Linked DNA regions of Homo sapiens: region 2 is linked to region 1. A link is a contact called in ENCODE Hi-C or POLR2A ChIA-PET data. All regions are on one chromosome and are shown on one strand. Each heading gives the region's core, a stretch centred on a gene start or an enhancer-like site at or near the end of the contact. The rest is flanking DNA. Distances are from core to core; before and after follow the strand shown. Region 1 overlaps LOC105371291 (a long non-coding RNA gene). Region 2 holds the start of DOK4 (docking protein 4).

Evidence for each region. Hi-C counts contacts between places; a loop is a spot of excess contacts on that map. ChIA-PET counts read pairs that join two places held with the same protein, here RNA polymerase II (POLR2A). Pooled maps may share reads with other maps.
Region 2: a loop to region 1 is called in a pooled map, with 3 times the contacts of the local background. The contact joins the promoter of DOK4 here to the enhancer-like site in region 1. A Hi-C loop is called at or near these places in 7 of 50 pooled maps. POLR2A ChIA-PET finds 5 or more read pairs at or near these places in 5 of 52 experiments (A549, HEK293, OCI-LY7 and 2 more).

What each region holds. Positions count from the first base shown.
Region 1 is chr16:57,589,949-57,592,648 of GRCh38, forward strand. The region is part of intron 1 of LOC105371291 (a long non-coding RNA gene); the gene reads right to left. Among named protein-coding and RNA genes, the nearest start is that of ADGRG1, 37 kb to the right of the region's middle. Within about 2 kb of position 1,308, at least 13 of the 41 ENCODE cell types and tissues checked have a DNase peak (open chromatin) inside an H3K27ac peak, as active enhancers do.
Region 2 is chr16:57,484,935-57,487,742 of GRCh38, forward strand. It overlaps DOK4 (docking protein 4), which reads right to left and starts at 1,559. Exons shown (of 9, transcript NM_018110.5): 1 at 1,371-1,559. RefSeq lists an enhancer at 812-1,608 and a silencer at 1,440-1,739.

The sequences.
Region 1 (2,700 bases), core at 58-2,557:
GAGATGGGATTTTACCATGGAGGCCATGTGATCCTCCCGCCTGAGCCTCTGGAGTAGCTGGGACTACAAGCACACCACCACACCCAGCTTTTTTTTTTTTTTTTTTTTGTAGAGATGGGGGTCTCACTATGTTGCCCAGGCTGAGATTACAGGCATGAGCCACCACACTTGGTCAATACCATTTTTTTTTTTTTTTGGAGACAGTGTCTTGCCCTGTCACACCCAGGCTGGAGCACAGGGGTGCAATCTTGGCTCACTGCAACCTCTGTATTCCAGGCTCAGGCAATTCTCCTGCCTCAGCCTCCCAAGTAGCTGGGGTTATAGGCGTGTGCCACCATACCTGGCTAATTTTTTGTATTTTTAGTAGAGACTGATTTTTACCATGTTAGCCGGGCTGGTCTCAAACTCCTGGCCTCAAGTTGATCTGCCCACTTCGGCCTCCCAAAGTGCTGGGATTACAGGCGTGAGCCACCGTGCCCAGCCCATACCTTTTTAATAATGGTTTAATGCCAAGAAAAAGTAAGTAATACATATCTAAACATTTATACTGCACTGAACTATACAGACAGAGCTGTAAAGGGCACATACAAAATTCAGGATGCCTCTGGGGAGGGGAGGTAGGGAAGGGTAGGGGAGACTCAGGAATTTGGATTTTGTTTGCAGGCAAAGGAGGGGGCACTGTTTCTAAGAAGAGTGATGATACCACCGTATTTTTGAAAAATGATGAAACAGCGTGGGGGAAACTGCTATGTCTTCCATATTCAGGCTTTTTCTTCTCCAAGCCCATTTCCTCCCTAGCAATGATAAGAGGAAACACTCCCGGTGAGTCAGATGCTCTCTAAATATTTTTGCTCATTGAATGTTGACACCAGCCCTGTGTTTAGTATCATACTGGGAACACGCATGAGGAGCTGAAGCACAGACAGGTTAAGTGGCTCGCCCAGGGTCATACAGCTACTCAGTGCTGGAGCCGAGATCACACCAGGCTCTGCTTCCCCACCAGAACCATGAGAGGTTGGGAGTGACCCTACTGGACAGGGATATCTGAGGTGGGAGGGGCTGTGTGTGTGTTCATGCTGAGGCCGGCATGCTTAGAACATCAACCTCAATTTTCCTCCCCACAGGGTCTGGCGGGGAGGCAGGGAGCAAGGTCGTTAAGGGTGGGCAGGGTGAGGGGGAGATTCCCTGACAGCCTGGGTTCTGCCCCTCACTTGCTACAGCCCCATGCAAGCCTCTTGGCCTCTCTGAGGCTCTGTATTCTCACCTGTCAAATGGGGGTTGTCCTGGGTGTTACTTCAAAGGCTGATGAGAAAGGAGTGAGTGGGCTGGCTCGCAGCCTGGCGTGACAAGCAATGCATAAATGTATGCCGTATGAGTCACCTGTCCACAGTGGCCCCAGCAGCTCTCTCTAGCAGGGCTTGGCCAAGACTAGGCCCTCAGAGTGTAAGAAAACTCCTGGTTTGGTGCCTAGCACACTATAGATGTGGCAAACTGTGTCCAAGAACGTTTTGATGGGAGCCTGCCTGGATGACAGAAGATCAGAGTGTGCTGGAATGTCCCACCCTTTCCAGCTTCCCGCAGCCAAGCCAGGCTCTGGGGTGATCATTCCCATAGCAACCACCAGGGGTCAGGGCTGGCCACTTCTGCCTTCTTCCCTCATCCTAGCGCCTGTGGGTGGCGATGACATCCCTGCCATCTATGAGGTGGAGCATTTCCAACAAGAGCAGGTCTGAGGCCCTGGCTTGACTTTCCCAGTCCTGTTAAAGAAGAACATTGGTAAGTGTGTCCATCCATCTGTTGGGCTGTCTGTTGTTCTAACATTCACCCATCCATTTATACTTTTGTCCATTCATCCATTTATCTGTTCATTCTTTTGTCTGCCCATCCATCCATTATCGCTTTATCTTCTATTTCCTCATCTATCCACTCATCTGTTCCTTCATCCAGCCATTCATCTGACTATCCATCTGTCCATTGTCCTCCACCCGTCATCCATCCGTCCAGCCTCCATCCATTCATCCGTCCATCTATCCATTCTAATGTCTGCGTGTCCATCTGTCCATCTATCCATCCATCCCTCCATCCATCCATCCTTCCTTCCTCCTTCATCCACTCATCTGTCCATTCTAATGTCTGTGGGCTCTTCTCTTCATCCATCCATTCATCCATCCATCCATCCATCCATCCATCCATCCATCCAATGTTCAAACACCTGTCCATCTACTCTCTGTCTATCCAACATGCAGTGAGACCTTCTGTTGAGCCAGGACTTGCTCAGCTCCAGGGTACCCTATGAAGGAAGGAGACCCAGTTCCCGTTTCTGCCACTTCACTCCCCCACCTTTGGCTCACCATTTGCTGGGGAGTGGAGAAGTATCAGGCAGTGATAACATAATGAGATGTGTGTGGTCAAGCTCGGAGGTGCAAAAATGTCATATTAATTTTTATGTCACATTAGACTCCAAGGCCTCTCATCCCCTGCATGGGTAGGAAATTCAACTCGTCCTTTATGGAGAAGGCCATTGGGTTAAACAAAAATCTGGGTGGCTTAGGTTGCTTGCTCCTGGAAGGAAAACGGGGGAAGGGCCTGGGGTTAGACTCCGTGGTCTCAACGTGGTTCTCTACACCCTCCAGGCTTGGTCCAGGGAAAGCTTTGCTAAGGCTGAGAAGCCTGCTTCTCAGAAGCACGCCAGACCTGCTT
Region 2 (2,808 bases), core at 309-2,808, 100 kb before region 1:
TAACAGCTCTATCCCAGCTCCCAGAATGGTGCCCGGTGGGAAGGAGATGCTCAATATTTGGGGGCTGAACACGTAATTCTCTCCAGGACTTGTCCTCCTCCCCATCCTTTCTTCCACCACCACCAGCCTCCATCTGGCTGGACCTGGCTCAGCTTCCAGAGGTGCGTGAGCCACAGTGGGCTCCCAGCTCCTGGGTCTCAGCGCTGACTGGCATGGCCAGCAGGCTGTTGTTACTGGAGAACCAGCTGTGCCCAAGACCCGCAGTTTGGTTCAGAGCTGCCTCAGGGAAGAGCATGCTGCTGACATCGAGGCCAGGCCTAGTTGGGCGGCCCCACCTTGGCCAGGGTTGTGGGGTGAGGTCATGCCCAGCCCTGCTGCCCTGCCCAGGAGGGAAGTGCTGGGAGTAACCAGTACCAGCACAGCAAGGCAAGCAACTGGGGAGAGGAGGCACAGCTCCTGGGATCAGAGTTGGGGGTGGGGGCAGGAAGAGCCTGTACCAGCGCCACATCCCTCTGAAAGGGTCCAGGAAAGAACCTGCCCTAAGCAAGCCCACCTCACACTGCCCAAGTGGAGTCTCCTAGAGATACTGCCAGGCCCCTCGCTGCCCTGGCCATCAGACCCCTCCAACCCACACCCTCCATCCAAGCGGAAGCGCCCCAGCAACTGACGTGTCCCCATGGCTTGGGGCAGGCAGGCTGCACAGAGCCCCTGCTCTGCCACATCACCCAGGTGCCCAGCCTCGGCTCATGCCCCTTTTCAGTAATAGAAAGCATGTAACTGGATCTAGGGCCTTGCGGGCCCTGGGGGAGAAGGTGGACAGGACCTTGGGGGCCAATGGAGAAAGGTTCAAGGACAGGAGGCAGCTGGCCATGAGTTTGGGCTGTGGGGAGAAACCCCATAGGCAGGAGGGGGTCGGCAGTGGGGGCCAGCTGGGGTACAGAAAATCATCTCTTGGAATTTGGAGGAGGTGAGCGAACAGGAGGCCCCGGGGAGGAGCAGGAAGGCAGAGAGAAGGTTGGGAGCTGCCAGGGGCTGGGTTATGCCCCTTCCGGGGGGGCAGGCCCGGGAGCGCAGGGCCTGGGTTGCTCGGATGAGGTTTGTGTGGGTGCGGGTGAGGTCAGCTCGCGACCTGGGCTCCCCCGGAGAGGAAAGCTGCGGGTGGAGAGAGCGCAGGGAGTTTCAGGGCCCAGGCACTGGCTTTTGGGGGGCGGGTCTCTAAGCTCCCCACCCGAGAGTAGGAAGGTCCCATGGGACGGAGCGTCCTCAGGTTCAGGAAGTGACTGAGGGTCCTCAGGGGTGGGAGTCGCCGAGACTCTTGCAGGCTCTGGGCGGCCTATGTCCCCCTCCCTGCCTCACGCCCCCCAATTTACCTGGGCGCCGAGGCCCGGGCCAGGAGCGCCTGCTCAGCGGCGCCGCGGAGCAGGCTCATGCCCGCGTCACGGCGCGGCTGGCGGGGGCGGCAGGGCGGCGGCGGCGCCGGGCTCCAGGCGGGGACGGCGAGGGAGGCGCGGCCGCAGGGCTAGGGATCGGGCTCCGGCTGGGGCTCCGGCTGGGACTCCGCTCCGCTCCCCCCTCCGCCAGGTCTCGCCGCTGCGCCCCGCCCCCTGCCCCGCCCTGGCGGCCGGCCCCCGCCGTATTCCTCCGAGCCGCGGGACGCGCGATTCTGCCCTGGCGCCCTGGCACCCCCGCACCCGCTTCAGGTCGCCCCCGGTACCCCCAGCTCATTCCCACCGCCCCTCCCTGGGCCCCAAAGCCCACATGGCCTCTCAGCCCCTGAAAGCTGAACTCCACATCAGCTCCCAGCCCCCACATCTCAACCCCTTCACTTCTTCAGGAATCACATACACACCCATACGCCACATCAGCTCCCAGCCCCCATATCTCAATTCCTTCACTTCTTCAGGAATCACATACACACCCATTGCTCCCCTAACCCCATCATGACTCTCTGGGCCCTCACAGCCCAGCTCTCCCAGCCCCACAGTGACCTCCTCTGCTACCCCTCCTCAAGTAGCCGCACCAGCACCTCTGTCTTCCCTGGTCTCCTCTCCACCCTCAAAACATCCAGTTCTCCCATTCTAGGTCCCCCTGAGACTTTGCCCTCAAGCTCAAACTTCATTCCCCTTCATTGCTGCCCCCACCCAGCCCCCAACCCCCTCACCTCTGCCCTTCGGGCCTGTGCAGTGGTTGACTCACTGATCTGTCGGAATCCCCAGTCACAGGCCTCAGCTGTGCCAGGCAGGGACAAGAGAAGTTGCCCAGTGCCTCCTCTGGGGAGGAGCTGTCCCCCCTCTGGTTTTCACGTCTGTACCTTTTTACACCAGGGCTTCTCAAAGTGTAGTCCCTGGACCAGAAGCTTCCCATCACCTTGAAACTTGTTAGAAATGCAAATTCCCTGCCCTACTCAGACCTATGAAATCAGAATTTTTGGGGGTTTCCAGCAGAAATGTGTGTTTTAACAGGCCAGGTGATTCTGATGCACACGAATGTGTGAGAACCACTGCTTTAGACCATATATACAAAACAAAACAATAGGCCACCTGAACAGCCAAAATCCTGAGAAATGAAAATACCTCCACATCCAGCTACTGTCCAGGTGTCTCAGAGGAATAGGCCTAAAGCAGTGAGGGACCAAGGATCCCAACACCCACCCATGGAATGCATGCCCCTGCCCCGGAGACGCCTGGGCCTCAGCCTTGCCCAGGGAGCTTAAAAGGAGGCTGCCTCTGGATGTCTGAAAATTTCCCTGATGGTCATTGTGGTGTCTGTGATCAGCCTGAGCTAACCAGCCCCAGGCCCATGGCCAAG